Linked DNA regions of Homo sapiens: region 2 is linked to region 1. Evidence: chromatin loops called from intact Hi-C (ENCODE). Cell type or tissue: heart right ventricle. All regions are shown on one strand.

What was found. A loop is a pair of places that touch in the nucleus more often than their neighbours do. Peaks named below come from ENCODE experiments on the same cell type or tissue, not always from the same donor. Only the 100,000 strongest peaks of a DNase experiment are listed, where the experiment ranks them.
Region 2: it touches region 1 in a loop (4-fold over the local background); 77 of 110 quality-filtered maps call a loop at or near these places.

Annotation. Positions count from the first base shown.
Region 1 is chr16:19,710,336-19,715,335 of GRCh38, forward strand. KNOP1 (lysine rich nucleolar protein 1) reads right to left here. Exons shown (of 5, transcript NM_001012991.3): 2 at 3,783-4,702; 3 at 1,037-1,105; 4 at 174-251. The coding sequence starts at 4,700. Among named protein-coding and RNA genes, the nearest start is that of KNOP1, 5.4 kb to the right of the region's middle. RefSeq lists enhancers at 1-168, 169-895, 1,621-2,346 and a silencer at 232-526. In heart right ventricle, no CTCF peak of the experiment used is centred here; no DNase peak of the experiment used is centred here; H3K4me3 peaks cover 747 bases; H3K27ac peaks cover 1,471 bases.
Region 2 is chr16:19,870,274-19,875,273 of GRCh38, forward strand. GPRC5B (G protein-coupled receptor class C group 5 member B) reads right to left here. Exons shown (of 4, transcript NM_016235.3): 2 at 1,543-2,573. The coding sequence starts at 2,572. Among named protein-coding and RNA genes, the nearest start is that of GPRC5B, 12 kb to the right of the region's middle. RefSeq lists an enhancer at 1,909-2,409. In heart right ventricle, no CTCF peak of the experiment used is centred here; no DNase peak of the experiment used is centred here; H3K27ac peaks cover 1,771 bases.

The sequences.
Region 1 (5,000 bases):
GGAAATTAGCTCAGGACAAATTCTGCTGTGGAGGGAGCCTGCTGCAGGCTAGGGCTGCCTCTGGGGCCTGGACATACTTGGTTCTCCTGCTCCACTCCTCATGCTGGAGGCGAGGGGAAGCGTCGGGAGGCCGAGCGTGCCACCTCCTCGCAGAGCCCTAGCCCCAAACTTACCGTCCACTTCCTGGTTTCAGAAGCTTCCGTTTTGCCTGACTCGCGATCGATCTCTTCTTGCAAGGCCTTTCGCCTCACCTGAGCAAGAAGGATGACAGAAGAGGGCCGTCAGACAGAGATCTTCTTTCAAGCTTAAAACCCAGGACAGAGACGGGGCTGGGGGAACGGAACGTGGGAGGAACTAACACAGCTTGACTCTGCTACAAACAATGGGAAGCTGCTATCATAAGTATTCTCTTAGCATCTCAAGGGCTGCGCCCCTTGGCCTACACTGGGCAGGCTCATTTATCCTCTTTAGCCTCTTAAGAATGAATTTTCCTAGAAACTGAGGCTTAAGAGCTTGCAGTGAGCCAAGATCACGCCACGGCACTCCAGCCTGGGGGACAGAGTGAGACTCCGTCTCAAAAAAAAAAAAAAAAAAAAAAAATCCCCAAGGCCAGAAAGTCCACTTCCCACAGGGATGCATTTGCCACGGGATATGGGAACGACAGAAGCGGAAGCTGATTCACAACAAAACTTCTCCTCTAAATGCTCCTGAATTAGCCCAGGGGGTGGCAGCATGTGTCACCTGCCCAGCTGCAGGGTCTTAGGGACATGTCCCCCACATCCTGCAGCAAGTAACAGGGAATGGCCAGTCGGGCCTCTCGGCCATGGCCACGGCAGCCGGAAGGGCCCCCAGCATGAGGATGGGGAAAGCACGCATTCCCGGCCCGGGAGGTGTGCGTTGGCAGCTGGCCCAGTGGCCTCTGGAGTCCCTGGTGCCCCTGAGACCAGGATCACCTAGCCAGCCTGGCAGGCAGCAAGTGAGACTCCAAGGGTGGCAGGAGGCAGCGGGAGGGGCCTGAGGAGGGTCTGGGCTGTACCTGGTCTATGTGCGCCTCATCCATGTTGCCTTTTTTTTCCAACACCACCTCTAAGTCCGTGTCTGTTTCCTGCAGGAGAGGGCAGAGCTGGCTAAGGTTCAAGTTTACAATGAATGGCCTCTGCCTCTGCACCCAGCCAGGGTGAGACCATGACAAAGTCCAGAAAAGACCTCAGACCACGGCATCACCCCCAGCCCTGCCACCTAGAAACATCTCAGTCAGCAAAGCCCTTCCCATCCCTTCTCTTCCACAATTCTCCCGCAAAACAGTAGTACTAAACTATTTGACGGATGAAGAAACTGAGACTCAGACAGGTAAAGTGACTACAAGGTTACCCCACGGCTCAGGGACTGGTGATTCTAACCCACATCTCCTGACCCAGGGCTTGGTGTCCGACCTTTCCCACTACACACGTCACCTACCTCCTACGGTGACACCAAACTACAGGACAGAGGCCAAGGACCACACTAACATGCACCATGCTCTCCCACCCGCCTTGGCCCTGAAGACACCCTCCAACAGCGAGACCTCAGGCCGGCCACTTTCTTGGGGTTCTTCAGTAACGACAAATGCTGACATTTCATGCGTCCTCACTTGAGAAGTGTGCTGTGCCTGGCACCTAGCGTCACGTGTGTGATGACCCTGGAAGCCCTCTCCATTCCCATCACTCATCCAGGCCTGCAACACATGTGCATTTGCTGGACTGGGTGGGCTGCTGTGGGAGGTAGAGTCCCCCCACAGATGTTAAGCAGAGGGAACTCCCTTTCACTGAGCTCCTGGGAGAAGGGATTCTAGAGTCTGATGGCGGCTGGGCCCAAGCCTCTAGGGTTCCTCCCAACTCCAAGTTTCTGAATAAAGGAAGATGCTGGTAAAACCAAGGCTAATGGACTAGGGCAAAGCTGGGAAAATCCTAGCAACCAAAGCTAACACCTGGAGGCCTTTGATATGGAGGCCACCCCTCCACTCCCCTCCCCCTCTAACCGAGCAATGGGTGGTCCAAGGTCACCCAGCAGATTGGTGCAGAGCTCGGAAGAGAATCTGGGGTTTATGCTAATGGAAAGATGGTCATTTCTGGGGCTCTACTAATACCGGCTTCTACAAGAGGTTACATAGATGGTTTCTGAGAAGGGATAAATGCCAACTTCAGAAGCCAGACTAGCTGAGTTTGAATCCCAACTCCACCTCTTGCCAGCTGTGTGGCCTTAGACAAGGTATTAAGTCTCTGGAGCCTCAGTTTCCTGATCTGTCAAATGGGGGTGCCCACAGCAGCTACCTCACCAGACAGGTAGGAGGATGAGATGGGTTGATACAAAGCAGTCTGGGCATACAGTAAACACTCAAGAAATGTCAGCCACCGGCCACACGGAAGGGCCGGACACTGTCTGGAGCAGGACACACACCCTGAAACAAGACACACACCATCGTTTCGGCCCACACGTCCGTGCACACACCTGAGGACAGGAATGGGGGCCTGGCCCTGGAAGGGGCTCAGCTGGGAAAGGCTGTGGGTCTGGGGAGCCACCAGCCCTCCGGCTCACCTCAGGCCTCCCTCTCCCACTCCAGGCAGCCTGGCAGGCTGAAGACAGCAGGTCTCTGTGGTTTTCACCAAGCCATCATCCACTCCTTCCCTCCTGGTAACAGAACTCCAGTTTTCCTCTCAGAAACTGCCTCCCCGCATCTCAGACGGTGTGGTTTAGTTAGGACTGATACCCGCCCTGTCCTTCACCTCAAGTTTTTTTTTTTTGAGACAGTCCCGCTCTGTCACCCAGGCTGGAGTGCAGTGGCATGTCGGCCCACTGCAACCTCCACCTCCCAGGTTTAAGCAATTCTCGTGCCTCAGCCTCACGAGTAGCTGGGAATACAGGCGCCTGCCATCATGCCCAGCTAGTTTCTGTATTTTTAGTAGAGATGGGGTTTCACCATGTTGGCCAGGCTGGTCTCGAACTCCTGGCCTCAAGTGATCTGCCTGCCTTGGTCTCCCAAAGTGCTGGGATTACAAGCATGAGCCACCGCACCCGGCCACCTTTGGTTTTAGATTAGAGCTTCTGGATAGATTGACCCAACTGAGGCCTGCGATAGTGGCCCTGAGACTTCTGTCATAGATTTACAGGGGCCACCCTTCTTCCTTTGGGGGTGGCTGAACTGCTGGGATGAAAGCCTAGAGCTGCCGGGACCATCAGGTCACAATGTGATGGAGGTGGAGGAGGAGGATGGGCCATAAACCAAGATAGAAAAATACAAAGCCCAGAGCTGAGGAAATCTCATACAGGCATCTCCGGCTACCCAAATCTATTTGATGTATAAATTGTGTATACTGAGCTGTGATGATACTCAGATAGCTACAGGCACTACGTTATCTCATGTTACTTGGTTCCTGAGTTTTGGATAGCAAGTGGCAAGAGTTCAGAAAGCAAGGGATTCATCTGAAAAATTGATCCCAGTTAATTCAGACCCCAACGGCAGACAGGGAAAACTTGGGTGGTTTCAGTAGCAAAGGATACCTGCAATTATCGATGATACTGCATGAGCCCCTAGATCCAGCCATACCTGAAGCTAGTTAACCATAACCTTTCCAATTGCATATATCAATAAACTCCCTATTCTGGCTGAAATTAATTTAACCAGGGTTTTAGCTAAAAGCATGAGTACTCGTGCATGTACAAACATGCACACACGCCTACACACCCCTCCCAAACCCCACCCTTAATTCTCCCACGGCAAAGTCCATTTCTGAAGGAAAAACTACCTCCTTCCAAGGGTCTCCTGCTACCCCACTCTCTTTCCTCTTCTTCTTTTTCTTCCTTTTCAGAGCTGGCTCCTCGATGACTGGCTGCTCTACCTTCTTTTTGGACTTCATCTTTTTCTTTGCGGAGGCCTTAGGGTCATCACTTATGGGGATGTATTCCGGAGCCTCAACTTTGACTGGCTTCTTTTTACTTCCTTTCCTAGGGCTGCTCTCCATGGACCTGGAGGGCTTGGAGTGGCCTGGGAGGGCATCTCCCTCCTGGTGGATTTTTTTTTTCTTCTTCACCTTCCCATTGTGTTCTCTGGGGCTCTTCCGCTTCCGTTTCTGCCCCAAGGCTGCCTGTTCCTCATCCTTCTTCCCCACTGAGCAAGTGTCCCCAACATCCCTGGCCTCCCTGGCCTCACAGAACCAAGGGTCCTGGACCGAGAAGGCTGTGGGGTCCTGGGCCCCCTTTTTTTCCTTCTTGTGTTTTTTGAGCTTCTTGCCAACTCTGGTTTCCTCCTCACCCTGTCTAGGGTCTGGGGAGGTTTTCACCCCAGAGGCATGGGACATGGCTAGAGGTGACTTCTTATTTTTCTTTTCCCCACTGAGGAACTCCAAGTGGCCAAACACCTGCTTCCTGAGGCTGGGTGACTTCTCTGTCCGTCTAGCAGGCAGCGTGGTCTCAGGTTCTACATGCTCCTCGCAAAGGGTGCTGACACCCTTCTTTTTCTTCTTCTTTTTCTTCACTAGAGGCATCTCAGGTGCCTGCCCATGGGCCACACTCTTAGAGGGGGATGTAGCTCTTAAAGGAGAAACATCAGCAAAGTAATCATCATTGTTTAAAACTGAGTATCGAGTCTCTGGTTCTTTGACCACTTTCTTCTTCTTTTTCTTCTCTGGGAGCCCAAGGTCTACTTTGTGTGTCTTGGTGATCATTCCTGAAAAAACAAATGGTACAAGTTATCCCATACCAAGCCATCCTGTGTTCAATTCTACTAAGCATTGCCAAGAGCCATGTTTCTTTGAGTGGGTGGTCAAAGCGTTGTGGGACAGGGAAAATGGACATGATTCCTTTAAAGCAAAAAAAGAAATACTACAGAAACAGCGTAAATTTTAAATCCACACAGCCCTAGGTTCAAACCTAAATGCCTCTCTCACCTTAAGTAAATCAGCTAACCTCCCTGAGCCTCAATTTCTCCATCTGGAAAATGGGGGAATATAACACCTCCCTCCTCA
Region 2 (5,000 bases), 160 kb after region 1:
AGTCTCATTCTCCCTGTCCTCTCCCTTGCAGGGACCACTTCCCCACGAAACCACCTGCACTGGAGCCCTTGTGTCTCAGATTCTTCTTTCAGTGGAAGCCAAGTCAGATGCACAGAGAACATACCAGGTACCAAGAGGGCTTTGTACTCACTGTGTTCCTTCTCCTAACAGCTCTATGAGGTACAGTCTCTTACTATTTCTAGTTCACAGATGAGAAAAACTGAGGCTCACGAAAGTAATATAATTTCCTCAAAGCCACACATCTAGGAAGTGGCAGAGGCAAAATTTGAACGCAGACATCTGCCTCCAGGGCCCAAATTAGTACATTCCCGGTAACTGAGCTAGGAGAGGGGATGGGAGCAATCCCCGCTGTGGCCCCCTACATCCATCCAGCACATGGGTTGAAGACTCAAATGCTTTGGGGGAGCCAGGGAATTAATGTTACTATCCTATATAGCAGCTGGGTCAGGTGCAATAGAGAGCGGTAGAGAGTGCGGTGAACAGAAAAGTGGATTCCCATCTAAAGGGCAGCCACAAGTCCAGGAGGGGCCAGAGGCAGGGCCCTTCCAGTGCACATGGGCTCAAGTCAGTTTCAGACCATTGCAGCCTGGTGGAAATGTTGGTCCAGTGTTGCCAGATTTGACTTTGCAAAAGAAGCCAGAAACCTGTATTTTTAAAATAAATTGGCTGGCAATTGGTAGGGAAAAAAAAAAAGCTTAATAAAAATCCATATCTGAGGCTGAGCATAGTGGCTCATGCCAGAGTTTTGGGAGGCTGAGGCGGGAGGATCATTTGAGCCCCGGAGTTTGAGACCTGCCTGGGCCACATAATGAGACCCTGTCTCTAAAAAGAATAAAAAAAGTAGCTGGACATGGTGGCGTATGCATGCAGTTCCAGCTACTCAGGAGGCTGAGTTGGGAGGATTGCTTTAGCCAGGAGTTCGAGGCTGCAGTGAGCTATGATCACACTGTTGCACTCAGCCTGGGCAACAGAACAAGACCCTGTCTCAAAAAAAAAAAAAAAAAAAGAAAGAAAGAAAAAAACAAAAAACAAAAAACCCAAACCCTGCTGGGCGTGGTGGCTCACTCCTGTAATCCCAGCACTTTGGGAGGCCGAGGTGGGCATATCAGCTGAGGTCAGGAGTTCAAGACCAAGCTGGCCAATATGGTGAAACCCCATCTCTACTAAAAATACAAAAATTAGCTGGGCGTGGTGGCACACGCCTATAGTCCCAGCTACTTGGGAGGCTGAGACAGCAGAATCACTTGAACCCAGGAGGCGGAGGTTGCAGTGAGCTGAGATTGCACCATTGTGCTCCAGCCTGGGTGACAAGAGCGAAAATCTGTCTCAAACAAACAGACAAACAAACAACCCAAACCCATATCTGGGTCAGTTTCAGCCCAGGAGTCAACATTTGTGGGTTCTGATCTGCTAGGACTGCCCCAGGTACTGGGACCGCCCATCCCCACTGAAGAGGAAGAAGAGTATCTTTTGAGATGAATGGTCCCCCGGCCTGACCCAGCCGGGTGGTGCCCACTTTACCTGCATTGTGTTCATCCATGGAGAAGGCCTTGTTCTCCATATAGGCCCGCGGCAGCTGCACGTCCTCCTCGAAGGCCGTCTCCCGCATCCTGGGCTGCGACGTGTCGAAGTAGTTGGGCGTGTTCTCCTGCAGGGCTGGCAGAAGGGTGCAGTGGATCTCAGGGATGGCGTGGAAGATGACGAAGACCCAGCCGCTGGCCGCCAGCGTGATGGCCAAGGTGGGGTCGTTCCAGGCATCCCCCTGCTGCAGCTTGACATTGCCGAAGAGGTACATGGTCATCCAGGCCACCCAGATGAGCACAGAGAGGAAGGCTGTGATGAGGAGGAAGGCCCCGTTCAGCTTCCACCTCTTGAACTTGCCGCACAGAGTGAAGAGGGCCAGCCCCAGGGTGACCACAAGCAGTACCATGTCGTAGATGAGGGCCATCACAAAGTCCATGGGCTCGTAGGCGCAGGCTGGCCTTGTGTCACGCAGCACGGTGAGCACCAGCCACTCCACAGCGATGATGACTTGCACCAGCATCAGGCACAGCGCCAGGCCCACCAGCTGCCAGCCCGCGGGGCCCGTGCCATGCCGCACCAGCCTCCGCACGCGCCATGCCTGGCTCAGCAGGCAGGAGAAGCAGAGCGCAAAGAGGACGCCCCAGAGGAAGCGGCGGACAGAGCAGATGGTCTCGTCCTCCTGGATGATGAAGGCAAACGTCAGCCCAAAGAGGCCCAGGGTCCCCAGGAGGAACAGAAAGTGGAGGCCCACAGGGCTCTTCTTCTCCTTCTCCTTGATGAAGGGCAGCCGCACCAGGAGGATGAGCATCAGGAGCAGTGTGATCAGGGCGCCCGCCCCGGCCACCGCCTCCACCACAATGCCCCAGATGGCGTCCAGGTCGCACAGGGACACGTACTGAGGGAGGAGGTCCAGCCCACAGCCTCGGGATGTGCTGGCGTTTTCAGAGGCCACCGAGGTGATCACGAAGAGCAGGAGGAAGGTGAGCACCTGGTGAGCTCTCATCTTTCTCTCTGATGCCACGAACATTCTAGAAAAGCCAAGAGGGGAATGGTTGGGGGGAAGGAAAGATGAATTCATTGGAAGACTCCCCCTCTCCTGACTTCTTGAAGAAGACTCGCCTCATTTCAAACCTGCAAGCGCACACGGCACCTTTGCACACATAGGAAAACGTGCTCCTTTCCTCAGGCACGGAGGTTTTGGGACCCATCTGTACCCTTGGCTGGGTGCAGTGAAGAACCGTGAATCATCATCACTGGTGGCTGAAGGACAGGGTAGGAGGGAGGCCAACTTCTCTGTATACCCTTTTGTATTCTTTGAATTGGATACTCTGTGCCACATCTGACCTCTTGAAAAATAAGAGGAAGGCTGGGCGTGGTGGCTCATGCTTGTAATCCCAGCAGTTTGGGAGGCAGAGGCGGGCGGATCACGAGGTCAGGAGTTCAAGACCAGCCTGGCCAACACAGTAAAACACCGTCTCTACTAAAAAATACAAAAATTAGCTGGGCATGGTGGCGGGCGCCTGTAATCCCAGCTACTTGGGAGGCTGAGGCAGCAGAATTGCTTGAACCTGGGAGGCGAAGGTTGCAGTGAGCTGAGCTCGTGCCACTAAACTCCAGCTTGGGCGACAGAGCTAGACTCCGTCTCCAAAAAAAAAAAAAAAAACCAAAGAAAGAAAAATAAGGGGAAAAAAATGAAACTTTAAAGACACAGCCACAGGCCAAGTGCTGCACTGGGAGAATGAGTGGCACACATTACCTGGTCTCAGCCTCTCGAGGCTAACAGCTAACAGCCAGGAATTGGACACATCCAGTCCTCACAATGCCCTGTGAGACAGCTCCTATTAGGACCTCCATCTTACAGGTGACAATACAGAGTCTCCAGGAGGTGACAACCTTTGCACAAGGTCACACAACTCAACTCCTGGGTGCGACCTCACTCCGCGGGCTCCCAGCATTTCTTTCCTTTTTTGTTTTTATTTGAGACGGAGTCTGTCTGTCGCCCAGGCTGGAGTGCAGTGGCGCAATCGGAGGCTCACTACAGCCTCTGATTCCCCAGGTTCAAACGATTCTCCTGCCTCAGCCTCCTGAGTAGCTGGGATTACAGGCGTGCGCCACCACGCCTGGCTAAATTTTTTTGTATTTCTAGTAGAGACTAGGTTTCACCATGTTGGCCAGGCTGGTCTCGAACTCCTGACCTCAGGTGATCCACCCGCCTCGGCCTCCCAAAGTGCTGGAATCCCAGCATTTCAAATGTAGTAAACACAAAAGCAGCTGTCTTCCTTGGTTCCAGGCTGCGTCTCTCCCTCACCTCCCACGCTCGCTCTCTAGAACATCTCTGGAGGATTCCCCAGAGTGCCTCTCTCCCTGGGAAACCTGCAGAATTCTCCCTGCTGCCCTCTCTCTTGCCCATATACGAGCTGGAGTCCACACAGCAGCCTCAGCGATGGGCCTAACCCAAGTCTCCTCTTGCCCCTCTGCTCCCTCTGCCTGGCCACTCCTCCTCCCAGTGCTGAGCTCAGCTCTGATGCCATCAACTCAGACTTGGCCAAGGTCACACCCCAGTCCTCTCCACCACAGCCTCTGGTCTAATCACGTCTGTCATTTTTTGGCTGTTTACTTTGTTTCTGCCTTCCCTTCCTCCTGTCCTCCCATCCTCACTTCCTCCATTGCAAGACGTGGCAGGGCAGGGACATGGTCTCTCTTGTTCACCGGCAGACAAGGCTCCTTCAGTCTTGGCACGACTGACATTTGGGCTGGGTTGTTCTCTGTCATGGGGGACTGTGCGTTGCAGGATGCTTAGCAGCATCGCTGGGTTCTACCCACTGGATACCGGTAGCACGTCCCCTCCTCCAACTGTGACAACCCAAAATGTCTCTAGACAGTGCTAGATGTCCCCTGGGGGAGCAAAATCACCTGGATGAGAACCATGGCTGTAGACTCAAGCTCGACACACAGCACCTGGCACGATGTTTAGTAAATACTGAATGAATGAGAAACATAGTGAGGACTGTCCCCTACCTCACGGCTACCAGCTCCTTCCCTTTTTTTTTTTTTTTCTCTAACGGCCCCTTGCTTTTGAAGGGAGCCTGGTCTTTAGGAAAGCCACAGCCCGCACAGCTGGCTGGATGCTTGTTTCCTGGCCTCTCAAGCCAGACTTACTGCCCCAGCTCAACCCACGTGTGGGGTTGTGACCAGCTGCTCTCCCCGGGCTCCAGTACGTCCCTGGGGCTTCCCTAAGTAAATGCGGTATCGACCACCTCACTGTTACAGAGATCCTGTGAGCATCTCAGATCCTGCCCTGGCTGTGAGGCTTTCCAGTGGCATAAATTATTGATGTTACTGAAGGAAAAGGTGCCTGGGGCTGTCGGGCTCATGTCCTTTGCCTACTGATGAGAGGAGGCAGCCTCAGAATAGAAGGCATCCGGCCAGCATTCCGCCCCAGCATCCTGCTCAGG